2 separate regions of the Homo sapiens genome follow, and region 2 is linked to region 1. A link is a loop called in an ENCODE intact Hi-C map of the cell type or tissue named here. Cell type or tissue: mammary epithelial cell. All regions are shown on one strand.

Evidence for each region. Hi-C counts contacts between places; a loop is a spot of excess contacts. Peaks named below come from ENCODE experiments on the same cell type or tissue, not always from the same donor. Only the 100,000 strongest peaks of a DNase experiment are listed, where the experiment ranks them.
Region 2: a loop joins it to region 1, with 8 times the contacts of the local background. A loop is called at or near these places in 9 of 110 quality-filtered maps.

Annotation. Positions count from the first base shown.
Region 1 is chr18:48,020,282-48,028,281 of GRCh38, forward strand. It overlaps ZBTB7C (zinc finger and BTB domain containing 7C), which reads right to left. Exons shown (of 5, transcript NM_001318841.2): 5 at 6,391-8,000. Among named protein-coding and RNA genes, the nearest start is that of SMAD2, 94 kb to the left of the region's middle. In mammary epithelial cell, CTCF peaks have their summits at 2,560 (motif pointing left) and 3,695 (motif pointing right); DNase peaks (open chromatin) are centred at 2,560, 3,200 and 3,560; H3K27ac peaks cover 1,406 bases.
Region 2 is chr18:47,867,012-47,875,011 of GRCh38, forward strand. SMAD2 (SMAD family member 2) reads right to left here. Exons shown (of 11, transcript NM_005901.6): 3 at 3,464-3,553; 4 at 2,232-2,425; 5 at 1,312-1,446. Among named protein-coding and RNA genes, the nearest start is that of SMAD2, 60 kb to the right of the region's middle. In mammary epithelial cell, no CTCF peak of the experiment used is centred here; no DNase peak of the experiment used is centred here; H3K27ac peaks cover 245 bases.

The sequences.
Region 1 (8,000 bases):
GGCTACATATTTAAACATACAAGCCAAGCTAACAAGCTGTTCATTAAACTGTGTTCTATCCTCCTACCTTGGCAAGCAGACCTTCAGAAAGACCTGGAAAGCCAGGTTCTAGTTCCAATCTTCAGGGTCTTCTGAATTCTGGGCCAGAAAGTCATCTTGGGGATAGGGGGCAGCACCAGTCTACAGCCCTTAGCCTGCAGCCATCATCTTCCCTCTCCACCCTTGGCTTCGTCCTGTACATCCCCAGCAAACAGCCACCCTTGTCTGTGCCTCAGCTTCGGGTTGAAGACTCCAGTAGCAGTCTGCCCTCAGGAGCAGGATCTGGGGTAGAGGCTCCTGCAGGTGCACTGTAAGCAGGCTCCCTCCTCCCCTCCATCCTGTCCTCCCTTCTACCCCAACTCCCCTCCTCCCCTCCCTCCTCTCCTCTCTTCAACCCGACTCCCCTCCTCCCCCTCGTCTCCTCCCTTCTAACCTGATTCCCCTCCTCCCCTCCCTCCTCTCCTCCCTTCTAACCTGACTCCGCTCCTCCCCGCTCCTCCCTTCTAACCTGACTCCCCTCCTACCCTCCCTCCTCTCCTCCCTTCTAACCTGACTCCCCTCCTCCCTTCTATCTCAACTCCCCTCCCCACTTCCTCCTGTCCTCCCTTCTACCCCAACTCCCCTCCTCTCCTGCCTCCTCTCCTCCTGTCTGGCCCGACTCCTATCCTCCCCTCGCTCCTCTTCTCCCTTCTAACCTGACTCCCTTCCTCCATTCCCTCCTCTCCTCCCTTCTAACCTGACTCCCCTCCCTCCTCTCCTCCCTTCTACTCCAACTCCCCTCCTCCCCTCCCTCCTCTCCTCCTTTCTAGCCTGACTCCCCTCCTTCCTCTCCTCCCTTCTACCCCTTCTCCTCCTCCTCTCCTCCTCTCCCTCCTCTACTCCCTTCTAACCTGACTCCCTTCCTCCCCTCCCTTCTCTTTCCTCCCCTCCCTCCCTTTCTTCTTTTTTCCATTTTAAGAACACAAGAAAAGCAAAGGAAAAGGGGAAGGAAAGATCAATAGGTATAATTACTTTAAATGTTATTGATGTTAAAAAGGAAAAGACACCCACACTTTCAGGCACCTACTGAGTGGCAGGAAGGGCCAGTGTTGCGCATGTCCCACCCAAACCCCACGGGGACTTTCCAGGTAGGTGTTGTCACCTCCTTTTTATGAGTGAAGAAGAGGCTAAGCCAGAACACTGAGTGACACTGGGACTCTTACCCTGACAGAAGCACTGGGTCAGTCTGCCAGCACCCCCCAGGGTGGAAGGCTAAACCTGAACTGAGACTGGGAGTGTGGGAGCCTCCCAAATACTTTCCAGCTGACAGGAGCTCTCGGTCTGGAGGAGGATGTCAAGTAGTGAACCCTTGTGTTCCCTGGATGTCCACAGTGGCACATTTTGCTATGTCCTTGCTACCCCCACAAAGGCCCCCCTGCTTGGGAGTCCCAGCCATTTGGAAATGAAAATGCACTTTTGCATTTCCGAGTGTGGCTCCTATGGGAAGGATGTTGAAATGGCAGAATAAAAAAAATTTTAATTACAAGACACACCCGACTCTGCAGTGCTGATTGAATTCAGGAACCCCATTTTGGGGAGGGAGGTTCAGCACAGAGCTGACTACTCAGCAACAGCAGGGAGGTATGGATTAAAGGCATCCTGGGCTCCGAATGTGACGAGAAAGCCTCTATGGCTGTACTTGCTGCTGAGGGAGAGAGGGGACCTAGACCACCCATGCTGATGAACCACGATGACCAGCGCTTACAGTTAGGAAGGCAGTGTTCCCTTGACTTGGGGTGGGTGACACCGTGAAGGAGTATTTACCAATATCTGTAAAGGGCTGAGGTATCAGGAGGAAGACCGCCGGAATGTGCTTTGTCTAAATAGACTTCTGTTCCTAGTGGGAACAGTGGGCCTCATTCTGGTCCTCCACCTCAAAGAGGGCAGGGCGGCACCGTGGTCCGGGGGTTAGTGGCTCTGGGTTCCAGTCCTGGCTCTGGGGTTAGTGGCTCTGGGTTCCAGTTCCGGCTCTGCTAGAGCTTGCCTGGTGGCCTTATCCTCACCATTTTGCCACTTGGAGCTTCAGGCCTCTCATCTGCAGAATACGGCATGGCCATATCACGTTTTGAGGCCCCCCAGCATTAATGAAACTCTTCTTCTGTTGGAGAATTGACATCATGAATCTTTCCTTCTCAGGCCAGCGGAGCCAGGCGCTTGCTTTCCCAGGCAGCTGCGATCAGGTGGGGGCATGGGTCTTGGGCTCTTCCAAACAGATGCGCCAGCATTAGACTTCACGCTGCGGAGAGCAGTGTGAGGGAGTACAGAGTGTGGCACCCATTTTCCCAGGAGACACTGGTGGAGAGGGGGGCCACAAGACAGAGTCCCCATGCCCAGGGCCTGAGCTGCAACGATCTGACACAGTGTGGCTTGGGTGGTTCTGGGCTTCCTTGTTTCCAGGCCGTGTGCTACCCCTAGTCCACTTGGCGACTTTGTGCAAATTAGACGATTAGGCACCCCTTCAAGATGCTTTACTGCCCTCTGCTGGAAAATTCTTTAGTACACAAATGTACCAATCTGTCTAGGGTGTGAATGGCAGCCTCTAAATGTAGTGGTGTTGTGTAGTATGCAACCTGGACAACTGATCTTGGTGGCTCTGCCGGCCTGACTCTCTTCTGGCTTTTGTGAAAATTCTGAAAGAGACTTAATTTCCTATAGTAAATGCCTTTTCTACTTAAGCTAGCTGAAGTGGCTTCTGGTGTTTGACGAATAACTCCGACTGATACGAATAGGGATGCTGATACATGCCTCCTGGGGCTGAAACCAGATGACTCATGGAAGCAAGGGTCTCCAAGAAGGCATAAGGCACCTATGTTACTCAGAGGGTTTGTACTTCATTTATTAATTGTGAGAGGAACATGGGAAAATGATCTAATTCACGCTATCTTCCTTCCTTATTCTGGAAACCTATTTGTTTATTCTTTTGTTTTTGTTGTCAGGGTCAGCGTTCATGGTTAAAGACGGGAGCGCAAGGATGAAAATGTGAGTGTGCATTATACATATTCCAGCAGGGTGACCTGTGGGGAAAATGGCTTTGCCGGGTCTTGCTCATGCACTGTCGTGTCTCCTATTGTTACAAGGAGAGATGACATCAGCCTATGCACCATTTGTCCAGTGACTGAGTGTGTGTGTGTGAGTGTGTGTGTGTCTGGCTGCAGATAATGTGGCCAGGTTCCAGGTTTTCCAGGGCAAATTTGAGATGTTTTGTTTTTATATGTCAGGCCCTTTCTGGACCCATACGTTTTGGTTTAGGCCACGTGGGCACTGCCACTCAAGGTCATAGCAGCCCCTGCCTAGGGTGTGCCAAGGAGGAAAAAGGAGCAGGATCTCCCCAGGGAATCCTCCTTCCATCAATTTATGGAAATTCCTGTCTGACTCAGTCCTCAGCCTTCAAACCTGAAAGGAGCGAAAGGTCCCACATTCCCCATCCCTTTCTGAGCCAGGAAGTGGGATGAAGGAGGGATGGGCGGGAGCTGCGAGGCCAGTAACTGTTCAAGGGTGCAGTTTCAAGGCTCCTCTGCCCAGAGAAACCAGGCTTGTCTGCTGCTGGCAATCTGACAGTGCTTTGCCGAGGGGCCTTTCTTTCCACCTTGAATGAGGAGCAGGGTGGCAAAGGCCAGGAGAGGGAGCCATTGAATCACGTTCACATTTGATGACTCCTTTCAGGGCAGGTTTGGACAGAGGGGAGGGCAGAGAGAAAGGGTGTCTACACCCAGAGGGGTAGTTGTGTTAGGAAGAAGGACTTAGGAGCAGAGAAAAGGAGGACACAGGGGAGTTGGGGAGGGAAATTCACTGGATACAAACCTCCTCATTCTGGAATTTGTCCCAGGATGTCCCAGGTCCTTGGAGGTCCCTTGGCATGAGTGTTGCCTGGCACTTCCCTTCCATAGGGCCCCCCACACCCGCTGGCTCATGCTTCTAGCTGGGGCACTGACCCTGCTGCCCTTATGAAGTCCCAACTTCACCCATTCTCAGAGGGGAAGGGCCACGTACAGGGCACCCGGCTGTGCCCTGTTCCGGAAGTGCCCTTTACATGCTGGTTGCCTGTTCTGCAGTAAGCTCAGAGTTCCCTCAGGGAGGAAAAGCTGTCCAGGCCCCAGGAAAGGAGGAGTGGGGTCTGTAAAGGGCTCTGTTCTTCAGGAAGGGGCAGACTCTGGGTCAGATAAAGGCCTGAGATGAGGGTCTTATTTCCCATTGGGTCTTTACTGTTCTCTTGTCACATGTTTGGGGGCTCTAAATAAGAACCACGGCTTTTCTATGGAGTCCCCTTCTCTGGCCCCAACTTGCTGCAGGTGACTGGTTTAGGGAGAATGGGGTCAGCAGCCCTGGGCCACCACGCTGAGTTTTGTGAACCTGCCCAGTGCTTCTTTTTCACTCGTCACCCAACTCCTTCTGGCATGATTCTTCTTCCATGGTCATATGGTGGATATGTATTCACCTTTTCACAAATTAGATGGAAGGAACCCTAGAGACTCTCTTCTCCAGTATTCTTTTTTTTTGTTGATACAGGGTATATCGCTCTGTCACCCCAACTAGAGTACAGTGGTGTGATCACAGGTCACTGGAACCTCAAACTCCTGGCCTCAAGCAATCCAATCCTTCCTCCTCAACCTCCCAAAGTGCTGGGATTACAGGCCTGAGCCACTGCGCCAGGTCTCCAACATTCTTGAGAGGCAGTGTTGAACTCTTGTGCTGACTGAGAGCTCACTCCTTCACGAGGGACCTCGTTCCTCTTTAGGGCAACTCCAGATGTTAGGAAGTTCTCTTCCTTTTTTTGGGCACCCAGTTGCCTCCTGCAATCTCTCTCCTATTGGCTTGGGTTGGCCAAATTTTTGGTGAAAGTTTCCCCTCCCCAACACACCTGTTGAAGTCCCAAGGCCTGTTCATGTATTCCTTAAGACTTCTTCTCCAGGTAAGCTGCACAGGTTTCTTTGGCCTGTCTTCGGAGGCCTCATCCTCCTTCCTTCACTCCCTCTTCCCTCCACTGGAGGCTCCTTTGCTGTCAGGACCCCACCTCCCTTAGCACCTTGGGGTCCCAGGGTGCAGGTCACACATGGCCGGGCTCCATGGAATTCCCACCTGGCCAGGGCTAGAAGGAGATTTTACTCACAGGAGATCAGGAGCACCCAGGGGTCAAGGCCCACTGGGCCCAGTTCCCTTCCCCTTCTCCATCTTCACCTATGTCACTCAGTGGACACTGACCCCCAGAATGAGGACCACATGATCCTAGAATGGCCGAGCTGAGCAGAATCTTGACGAGCAGCTGGCCTTGCATTTCTTGCACTGGGCTATGCTTACCCCTGAGCCCTCAGCCATGGGCTGGGGCCTCCCAAAGCTGTAGGGTGGCCAAGGAACAGTTCGACTTCACTAGAAGATTCTGGGGAAAAGGCAAGTCACTTAACTGGCAAGTCGATCAAAACGATGTTTTTATATTAAGACAAATGTTATGTAATAGAATGCAGAAGCATGAATTTCAAAGCCAAAACAGGAGACTTCAGAGTTTTACACTACAGATAGGTTACTTTGGGCTATTTCTTTAGTGTTCTGCCCCCAATTTGCCAATCAGCTGGCCCCCTCTGCTGAGGGGTGTTTAGATGGAGAACTTCGAGAAGCTCTGATTACTCCATTTCCTTTATTACTAGAGGTGAGGGAAGGGAAGACCAGAGTGGAGGGGTGATTAGACTGAAGACACACAGCTTGGAGGAGTCTAAATTGGAAACCCGGATCTGTTCTTTTCTCTGTACCAAGAAACGCTGCATAGACGTTGCCTACTACAGCAAGAAAGGAATCAAAAATAGAAAAGAGGCTCTGGGTTGACCCTTGGTTTTCCAGAAATGCAATTCGAAGAACAGTGTTACCAAGAGTCTGGGCTGTGGGTTGTAAGTAGAGCTGACTCCATTCAATGACAGAAGTATATTCCTTTACCTTAGGTTCTTTTAGGATCTAATGTTCTTTGGGAAAGAGGCTCAGGTGAAGAAAGGAGGAGGCCGATGCCAGCACCGGGAAGTGAGAGGAAGGAGACCCAGATAGCAGCAGGGCCAGCCGGAGCCCATTCCGGATGCCAGGCTGGGGAACTGGCAGGACTTCCCTTGCTCACACATCCTGGGGTGTAGCTGCACACGTTTGTGAACACACGCACACACACGCACACCTCGCACTCAGGCCCACAGGTGCTGCAAAGCTTAAGATCCAACCATGCCTTACAAAGCTGGAATGTAAGAGACTACTGAGAATTGAGTTCTGCCCTCCCTACCATGCAACACCCCCAGATAACTGAAACGGCAATTGGAAGGGGGAATCAATCTCACCAGGTCATTAAGCAAGCATAGCTCACTTTTACTCAAAACACTGTCCTTTAAAGTATAAAATAAGGGTCAAAGGTTTTTTTTTTTTTCTTTGTTAAGGTGTCTTTGACATTATTTTAAGTTTATGACACCCAACAATTAAAAACCTTAAGACTGGCTTGTTGCTGTCCTGTGAACTTTCAGAAGTCACATCTCACAGAAGTGCAACTCTCAATATAATTTAATCAAGTCAATTAATACTGTTTAATAAATAGGCCAGAAAATTAGCTGAGAGTTTTTCTCGGCGGGATGTGGCGTGCGACCGAAGTTATGGAAGATTGTCCCTTGAATCACTAAGGCAAACTTTGTTGAGTGTCATTTTACGTAGAGCAATCACATAAAAAAAGAGTTATAAATAGAAAAAATTCCAAAGTTCTCCCACAGACAGACAGGGAAATTGAAACATCAAAAAAAAAAAAAAATTGAAGCAAAACAAAAACACAACCACCCCTCCCCCCACAACCCATTTGCTTCAAGTTCTTGATCATACAGTACTCAACATCTTTGGATATTTTACAATGTACAATTCCAAACTGCAGCCAAGAAAAAACAGAAAGAACTAACCAGTCATCTGAAAAATTGAGTTTATAAGAAGTCATCACCTTTACAAAATAAAAACAAAAGCCCCAACACCACTGGATTCCAATTTATTCATGTTTCCTTTTTTTTTTTTTTTCCTCTCTTTTAAAGTCTGGTTCAGCCCCAATCACTTGGCTGATGGGGGGGAACACGGGGGCACGTTGGCTGGTGGACATGGGCATGCTTCAGAGAAAAGTGTCTGAAACGAAGACAGGAATCTGAGAGGCGGCTGCCCAGGCAGATGACTTCTGAGAACAGAGGGTGTGTGTAGCAATCCTGCTGGCTGGAGTGGCATCCGGTGGTGTGAAGAATCAGGGGGTCTCTTCTGGAGAGTTGTGAGAGGGACAGAGTCTGTGCTCTTCTCTGGCCTTTTTGTTTGTTGTGTTTTTGCTCAGGAAAAAGCCAAGGCAACAGGAAGAGCTGAAGTCTCTTTGTGCCCATAGCACAGGGATTGGGGACTCCAGCCCTGGGCTCTCCCTGGGGACGAACCCTCCTCCTCTCTGGGCTGCTCAGAAACCAAAGCAAACTTGGCAAGAAAAGAGAGGGGAGGGAAGGAGAGAGAAGGTCAGGAAGGCACGGGGCCAGCAGAGCCTTCCTTTTCAGGACCTGCTGCAAATTCAAGAACCAGGAGAACATGTGACAACTCTAACTCACAGAGCCCTTCAAACCTCAGAGGCCTCCACCTCCCTGCACTGAGCCCTTTTGTCAAAAATGGGGAGCCAAATACTCCCACTTCATCCCCAGAGGGAGGAGGAAGGGGTTGAGGGGGTTCTCACACAGCAAAGGGGACCATCACTAGCAATGCCAAGGCCCTGAGGAACCCTCAACTCAAAAAACAAACAGATAAACCCTAGAAACCGGTGTTTTGTCTGTTGTCAGGAATCAGGATGAGGGGAGACTGTTGCCAGGTGTTAAGAGGTGGCCCCCATCTCTTCGATGTTGGCCCTGAGAGCCCCAAGACACTGCACAGCCTTGGAGGGGGCACTGGAGATGGGGGTAAAC
Region 2 (8,000 bases), 150 kb before region 1:
ATAACAGTAATTCCCACACTAACGACTTAAAATGCCTCCCCTTCCCCACACCAACGTTCACACAACTCCACTCCCTTTTCTACCTAGCAATTGCCCTGTTTCATAGTCCCGGGTTTTCCCTCCTCCTAGTGTTATCATACTACATCCCACCCTCTCCCTCTCTTAACTTCAGTAAGTTTGTATTTCCTAGCAACCCATAAAGCAGCTTTAAATCCTCTTCTGGAATAAAACAGTAATCAAAGAAATATACATTAAAACAATCAAAAACCACTTCCCATTTGTAAAACCAGCTATTTAAAAAAAAAACTTATCTTTCTTAGTTATCTTTTCTTTTTTTTCTTCCTTACATTTAAAAAATTATCTTCAATGAATAAGCATTATTTCCATGATGGATACATGAAAGAAATAATTGTTTAAATGTACTAAAACTGTATTTTAAGAATTTTGTAAATGCTCTTAAGTTCCTTACATATTTTTAGTGTATAAAATAAGAGTGGAATAAAAGAATATTACAAAAGGAAGAAAGAAATCGAGACACTACAGCTTAATCCTCATCCTAACATCATGCTGTTTCTGCTAGGGAGAAAAATCAACCAAACAAAAAGGAAAACATACAAGAAAAGTAACAAAGTATTAGTTGTTCTCCAAAAAAAAAAAAAAGAAACCATAAAAAACGAAAAGGCCAGATATCATATCGTGGAGTATTACTGGATCACATAATACATCAGAACAAAATTTGAGAACCATGTAGCTGAATTCAATTTTCATCAGAAATTACTGAGATGCAGACGAAACATAATTAAAGGAGGTTTTCTGACGTTCGTGTTATAATATGTAAGTGTTGCTATGTCTATAGAACTAAGTATTATATTTCTTATAGAAATGTTATATTTCTGTTAAATATTACCAAGTTATCTAAGAAAAAGTGATCATTGGGTGGATATTCAGTTACATGTGTTTGGGGGGTACTTTTCTCCTACACCATTTGTTTTGCTTACATTCTGCATCTCGCTTAGCTTCAACAACTAAGACAAACTTACTAAGATCTTTTCTTTTCTGCTTCTCACAGTACTTTGATTAAAGTCACTGCAAAAGAAAATGAAATATAAAGTAAAACTCTTCTCCAAACAAAACTGTTTAATGTACTAGGCTTATACATTTCACAAAATAATCACCCAACGAATCCAATTTTTCTATTAAAAACTCAAAAGCATTTTTAAAAAAGTGAAACCACAATTTACTAAAACTTGAATGCTTATGAACAAAATTTGTATCTATCCAAGTTTTAGGAGATTCAGAAGGCAAAAATACCTGGAATATAATTACTCTGTGGCTCAATTCCTGCTGGGAAGTTAGTGTTTTCTGGAATGGAGTGAGTATAGTCATCCAGAGGCGGAAGTTCTGTTAGGATCTCGGTGTGTCGGGGCACTAATACTGGAGGCAAAACTGAAAAAGTTCAAGAAATCCAAGTTAATGGCAAAGAGCAAAGGGGAGTGGGGGAACCTTTTTTAAAGTTTTCAACAAGAAGAGAAGTTGTAGCTTAATTTTTAAAGCTAGGGTCCACCTACTCGATATATACTAGTTACTGAGAAAATGACAAATCTGATTATGGCTCTAACTTAGGTAGTCTATTATCCAAATTTCCAAGTTCTAATTTATCTCAAACTTTTGGGAACAATGTGATCCTGGTAATATTATATTACCATAAAAGTTCATAAATCCCCATTGGAAAACTTAACATTGTCTTTATCTGTAAAATCAGATATAGGAAATTTTCCAAAAACGCAGCTACTGCTATATTTTTTAATAGTTTCAGGTAGACAGCTAACTAAATGAAAAGTCTTGTTACAAGCTTTACTAAACGGTGTACATACAAATGATGTCATTAAAGTACTTCTAAAAGCACTCCAAGTGCAAAATGCTTGAAAATGTTACTGCAGCAGGGACATGTAGAAGCACATCAGCATAGCGCTGAGCAGACTGCCAATCTACAGGATTTCCTGGATATGCACTTTCATGCCAAATCATATGCTATTCCAAGAAACAGATATGTTTTCTCATTAAAAATTTTTAAAAATAAAAAAATTTTAATTACCACCAAATAATATGCACAATTTAAGGTAATTTATTAGAATTTACACTAAAATTTTCCTGGGTCACAAGAGTACTTAAATATACTGAAGTTCAGGCATTTAATTCAAAACCAAGAAAAAAACTTGCAATATTCCTACCTGGTGTCTCAACTCTCTGATAGTGGTAAGGGTTTACACATACTTCATCCTTTTTAAGATTAAAAGCATATTCGCAGTTTTCAATTGCCTTGAGTTCATGATGACTGTGAAGATCAGGCCAGCGCCATAATCGGCAATATATAACATGTGGCAATCCTTTTCGATGGGATACCTGGAGACGACCATCAAGAGACCTGTTGGGAAGCAAGGGGAAAAGAAAGGAGGGAACTTTAAAAAAAAAAAAAAAAAAGTGCAGTCAAATGGGCTAAATTAGTACAATAAAAGCATAAAGAAAAGAATGACAGCCATTTAGTTAGTTTTAGTGAGAATCAAGAACAAAAATGTACTATTTAATGGATCTGATAAAAGTATGCAGCAGCACTAGCAGATGTTTCTTATAAATATGTCACATAAATGACTCAAATGCCAATGAAAGGCTAACAACTTGGGAAAAACTGATTTTTTAAAAAAGAGAGTTTATGCAGTTATACTTGAAAAACTTTGTCAACTTCTATGTTTAGTAAATCAAACTCATTTTAGAGATGCTTCTAAGGATATTAATTCTGGAGGTGACTGAAGAGTCAGAAAAGGAACTAGTGTGAAGAATGATAAATACCAACAATGATGTGATAGTAACTTCCTCAGACTACTGCAACTCTTTACCCAGTTGTGACTGTTTTGAGAACTGAGGTATATTTATGTAGTTCACAAATAAATGTGGATGGTGATGAATATGATGAGATGAAATGAACAAATACCATATACGCAAAAAAGAAAATGAAGTGATTAAAAAAAGTAACATAAAAATGAGTTAACCTACTGTTAATTGTGATATAAGGGGTTCATTAAGTATGTATTTATTAGTATAAAGATGAGATTCTGATAACAAGAAATTTAGCAAAACTCATCATGTATCTACTTAAAAATTAGGCCAACAACAGATTATAATCTGATCTCAAGCTAAAATAAATATATAGTTATCAAAATTATTATTCTTTAGGGGATACAGTAATTTAAAGAAGATTCAAACTAGAATTGCATTGATTAAAACATCAGCTGAAACATTTAATATATTTTTTATACTGGCAAGCAGATATTTTAAATGCTATGCCTTATTTTACATTAAGGAAACATCCTAGGCAAAATTATACTAAGCAACCCCATATAGGTCTTTCAAAATATACCCCCCTCCCACAAGATCTCTAAGATTCGACAGAGGGCAGAATATTCACCTGGTTTGTTCAGAGAAGCTGTAAAGGCCTGTTGTATCCCACTGATCTATCGTATTTGGTGTACTCAGTCCCCAAATTTCAGAGCAAGTGCTGTGCATAAATTGAAAAACAAAAAATTGATGTGAACATGGAAGCATGGTTATTCAAAATACCATGATGTAAAACATGGAGAATGTACAGAATACTTCCTTCACCCAGAAAATATACAATTGCTTCACTTTTTCACAGGCATGTAGTGCTGGTTACTATATTTTCTATATGAAGGAAGCCAATAAAATGGAACATGTGACTCCAGATAAGTCATGATTATGTTTTTAAAATGTGAACACCAACGCCCTCTAGCTCAATGAATCATACCTATAATGCCCTTACCACTTTCCTGTATTCAAAAGATCTAAAACCTCTGCCATCAGCTTTACTAAGTGCTTCATTTTATAATCCAGTTTTTTAAAAAATTATCTAAAAACAGATGTCAACTGATTTTTAATATAGAAAAAAATCCCAATAAAAATAGACATGCATCCACAGTTAAGATTTTCAGGTTATCTGGTCATGATATTTTTAAGTTTTACTGAAAATTATTTTGTTCTCATCTCTAGAATAAATAAAGAAATAGACTTTGAAGTCATTCTAATTTAGTATACCACCTTAAAAATTTTCTCCCACATTTCTCTCCAGAATATGGGCAGCTCAGAGATAATTCTCCCTTTTTCCCTACCTTTATTTCATTTCATAGTAACTTCTGGTCAGTGAGAGAAGGGAAAGAGAGCTTAAAAGGAAGTTTTGGAATGGAACTTTGACAGCCAATGTCTCAAGTACTAAGTTGTACTTTTCTGAAAAGTCCATTTCTTACATATTACAAAATCATCAAAACTTCAATGCGGATAAAGGAGTATTTCAAAACATCTTTTGAAAATGAATCAAGCAATTGATTAAATTTCATATTTACACATTGTTAGTGAGCTTAACTGGATCAACAGTTCAAAGGGCAATGGTGAGAAGCGCTGGCTTCCTGTGGCCAGGCAACAGAACCACCTGGCATCCTTGGCTTTAGTACTACAGGTGCTGTCACATAGCTATCAGGCTGCAGGAACACATCATGCCCTGCTTTGGGGGCTACAGTGACCCGACAGTTCAAAACAAAACCTGTTCTGAAATTTTCCAGCATCTCATTCAAGTATTTTATAGATTCTCTTGCTTTTTCAGGCTGCAAAATTTACCAGACTATAAAAGCCAGAAAAAGCCAGGTAAATTAAGGCTTAGACCTTTCCCTTTTTTCCAAAGATATACTGATTTAAAAACCATGACATTAATGGTTTATTTAAAAGATATTTTCAAATATCTATTGGAAACATATAGCATGATGTAGTTTAAATCACAACAGAATCACCTCAATTCTACAGACTTCTGAGTCTATTAAAGAAATGGTATACAGGAGACTATTCTTTGAAAATAATTAACAAAAGTGTAGCACAAGAGGCTATTCTGCTCTGTATCAGAACATTTCACTCAAGTTATTCTGGGACTCACATGAGAACCAGAATCTAAAATAGAGCATGAAGTTTACATTGTACTTTATTTAATCCTTGAAAGGAATCAGAGAAGAATAAACAGTAATTGTTAAGAACTTGCAATCAATCTAGAGGCAGACAGATCTAGACCCCAACCCTAATTCGGCCACTTTCCAACTGCTGCCATAGGGTATATTTAAGCCTCAGTTCCATCATTATCATGCCTAACAAAATTGGAAGGTTTATTTTAAAACATTAAATTTGCTTCTAGCTAGTAAAATCATTGCCTGTTTACATAATAAAAAATATTTTTTAAAATAAGCCAATTTATAATAAAACATAGAGCCCTCTGTATCCAAGGGTTCCACATCCTTGGATTCAACCAACCGTGGATCAAAAAGTAGAAAAAATAAGTAAATTTTTAAAACTAAAAAATACAACAATTGAAAAATACAAAATTTAAAAACAATATGGTATAACAACTATTTACACAGCATTTACAATGTATTACATATTATGCATAATATAGAGATGACTTAAAGCAGGAGTCTCAGAGGCCACAGACTGATACCGGTCCACGGCCTGTTAGGAACCAGGACACACAGCAGAAGGTGAGCAGCAGGGGAGAGACCATTACCACCTGAGCTCTGCCTCCTGGAAGATCAGCAGTGGCATTAGATTCTCATAGGAGCAAGAACCCTATTGTGAACTGCACATGCGAGGGCTTTAGGCTGGGCACTCCTTAAGAGAATCTAACTAATGCCTGATGACTGAGGTGGAACGTCTTTATCCCAAAACCATTGCCGCACCACCACGGTCAGTGGAAAACTTGCCTTTCATGACTCTGTCTCCTGGTGCCAAAACGGTTGGGAACAGCCGATTTAAAGTATGAGAAAATGTGCATAGGTTATATGCAAATACAATGCCATTTTATTTTTAAAATAAGGCTTACTGCGGCCTTGACCTCCCAGCCTCAAGTAGTTCTCCAGCCTCAGCCTCCTGAGTAGCTGGGACTATAGGCGTGTGTCACCACGATTGGCTAATTTTAACACTTTTTGTAGAGACAAAGTCTCTTGAGTCCTGGACTCAAGTGATCCTCTCACCTCAGCCTCCCAAAATGCTGGGATTACAGAAGTAAGTCAACGTGCCCAGGCTTACAATGCCATTTTTTATCAGAACTTGAGCATCCACTAATTCTGGTATGAGTGGGAAATCCTAGAACCAATCCCCCTTAGATAGTGAGAGTTGTATAAGCAGCATCTAGATAAATGTAATTAAAACTGTGTCAAACTATACAAAGAAACATTTTAAACATAACTAAAGAACACAAAAGTGCACTGAGCAAAAAAGAAAAACATACGTCCCTACACAGGAAGATACCATCATAGAGGTATTAACTCTACCAAATTTATATATTTGATGCAATCTCAATAAAAATAAATGTTTTAAAAATCCAGGTATTAGTCCAAATACTGTAATAAGCCAAAACAAATAAGTATGACCAGAAAATTCTAACAAATAGTAAAGACCTGTCCTACCAGATTCTGAAGCACATAATAAATTCTCAATAATTAAAACAGTATGCAATTAGTAAAAGAATACACAAAACAGAATGGAGGTTCTAATTCCAGTAATGGCAGAGCAGCCTCAATTAGGCTAACTTTCCTTCATATAACAATGATAAACTCTGAACAAAATAATCAACTATTTGAAAATAGCAGACACAGATCAAAAACAGACAAAAGCTGAAGGGAGGTCCAACTGTCAAAGCTGCAAACTGTACTGGATGAGAGCTGCATTTCTGTGGCTGTGTACCCAAGGGCACTCCCCAGCCACAGCTAGGCAGGGCAACTAGAATTCAAACAGAACACTGCAGGGGGGTTGTTTTTAGAAAACTGCAGTTTTACTGACCTAGAATCAGAGGACACATTTGGGGCTGCCAGAGAGTTTGAAAAAAGAAGGAAGATACCCTGTAAAGAAAGAGGCACAAGGGAAAAACATCAACAATGTGACTGTGAACTCTGCCCAAACTCAACTTTGCTCAAAGATATTTTTTAAAAGCTAAGTATATAGAGATACAGCATATTCACAGATGAGTCAATATTAAGATGTCCATCTGACCTAATTCCCTAATGATTGTTGCCTATTTGTTTTATATCTATTACAGTGACCATTTCAGCAAAAATATTTTTGTAGCAACTGACAAGCTGATATAAAATGTATATGGAAATACTAAGGATCTTGAATAGCAAAACAATCTTGAAAAAGAATTACTGACCCATGGATGAATCTTGGGAATATTCTGATCAAGAGAAGCTGAACACTAAAGTATCTACACTGAATGACTCCACTTATACGAAGCTCTAGAAGTGGCAGAACAAATTCAAAGTGAAAAACAACAGTAATTGTTTCCAGAAGAACCGCTAGGAAAGAGTATGAAAGAACTTTCTGGATGATTGAAATTTCTTTATCTTAAAACACTGGTATATGCATTTGTTGAATCTAACTAAACTGAATATATGATTTGTGCACTTCACCTATAAAAAATTTACCTGAAAAAAGGAAAAACACAAAAGAATGCAAAGAAAAGTAAAAACCAAAACAGAAAAAGTCCCAACAAAAAATTCATAGAACAATTTAGCATATGATGAAGGCACCCTATGAACTGATATGGAAAGGTCTAAAATATGCTACTCCCTGTATTAAAAAAGGACAGGTAAAAAGATCTGTAATTACTCACTAATATATGCATAAAGACACACATACATCATGGACAGTAGTTACTTGAGGTGCAGAGTGGGAAGGGAGAGGTTCCAATGTATGTGTATATGCATGCTTGTATGTGTATACATACATAAACATACGTATTTTTGAGCCATGTGAATGTATATTGCCTTTCACCAAAATTGTAAAAATAAAACAGAAGAAAATATTGCCAGAGAATAAAATGCAAGTCAATGTCATCTTGACACTTCTATAAAAAGATATGGTTCTAAAACATTAGAGGCACATTACTTCCTATACTG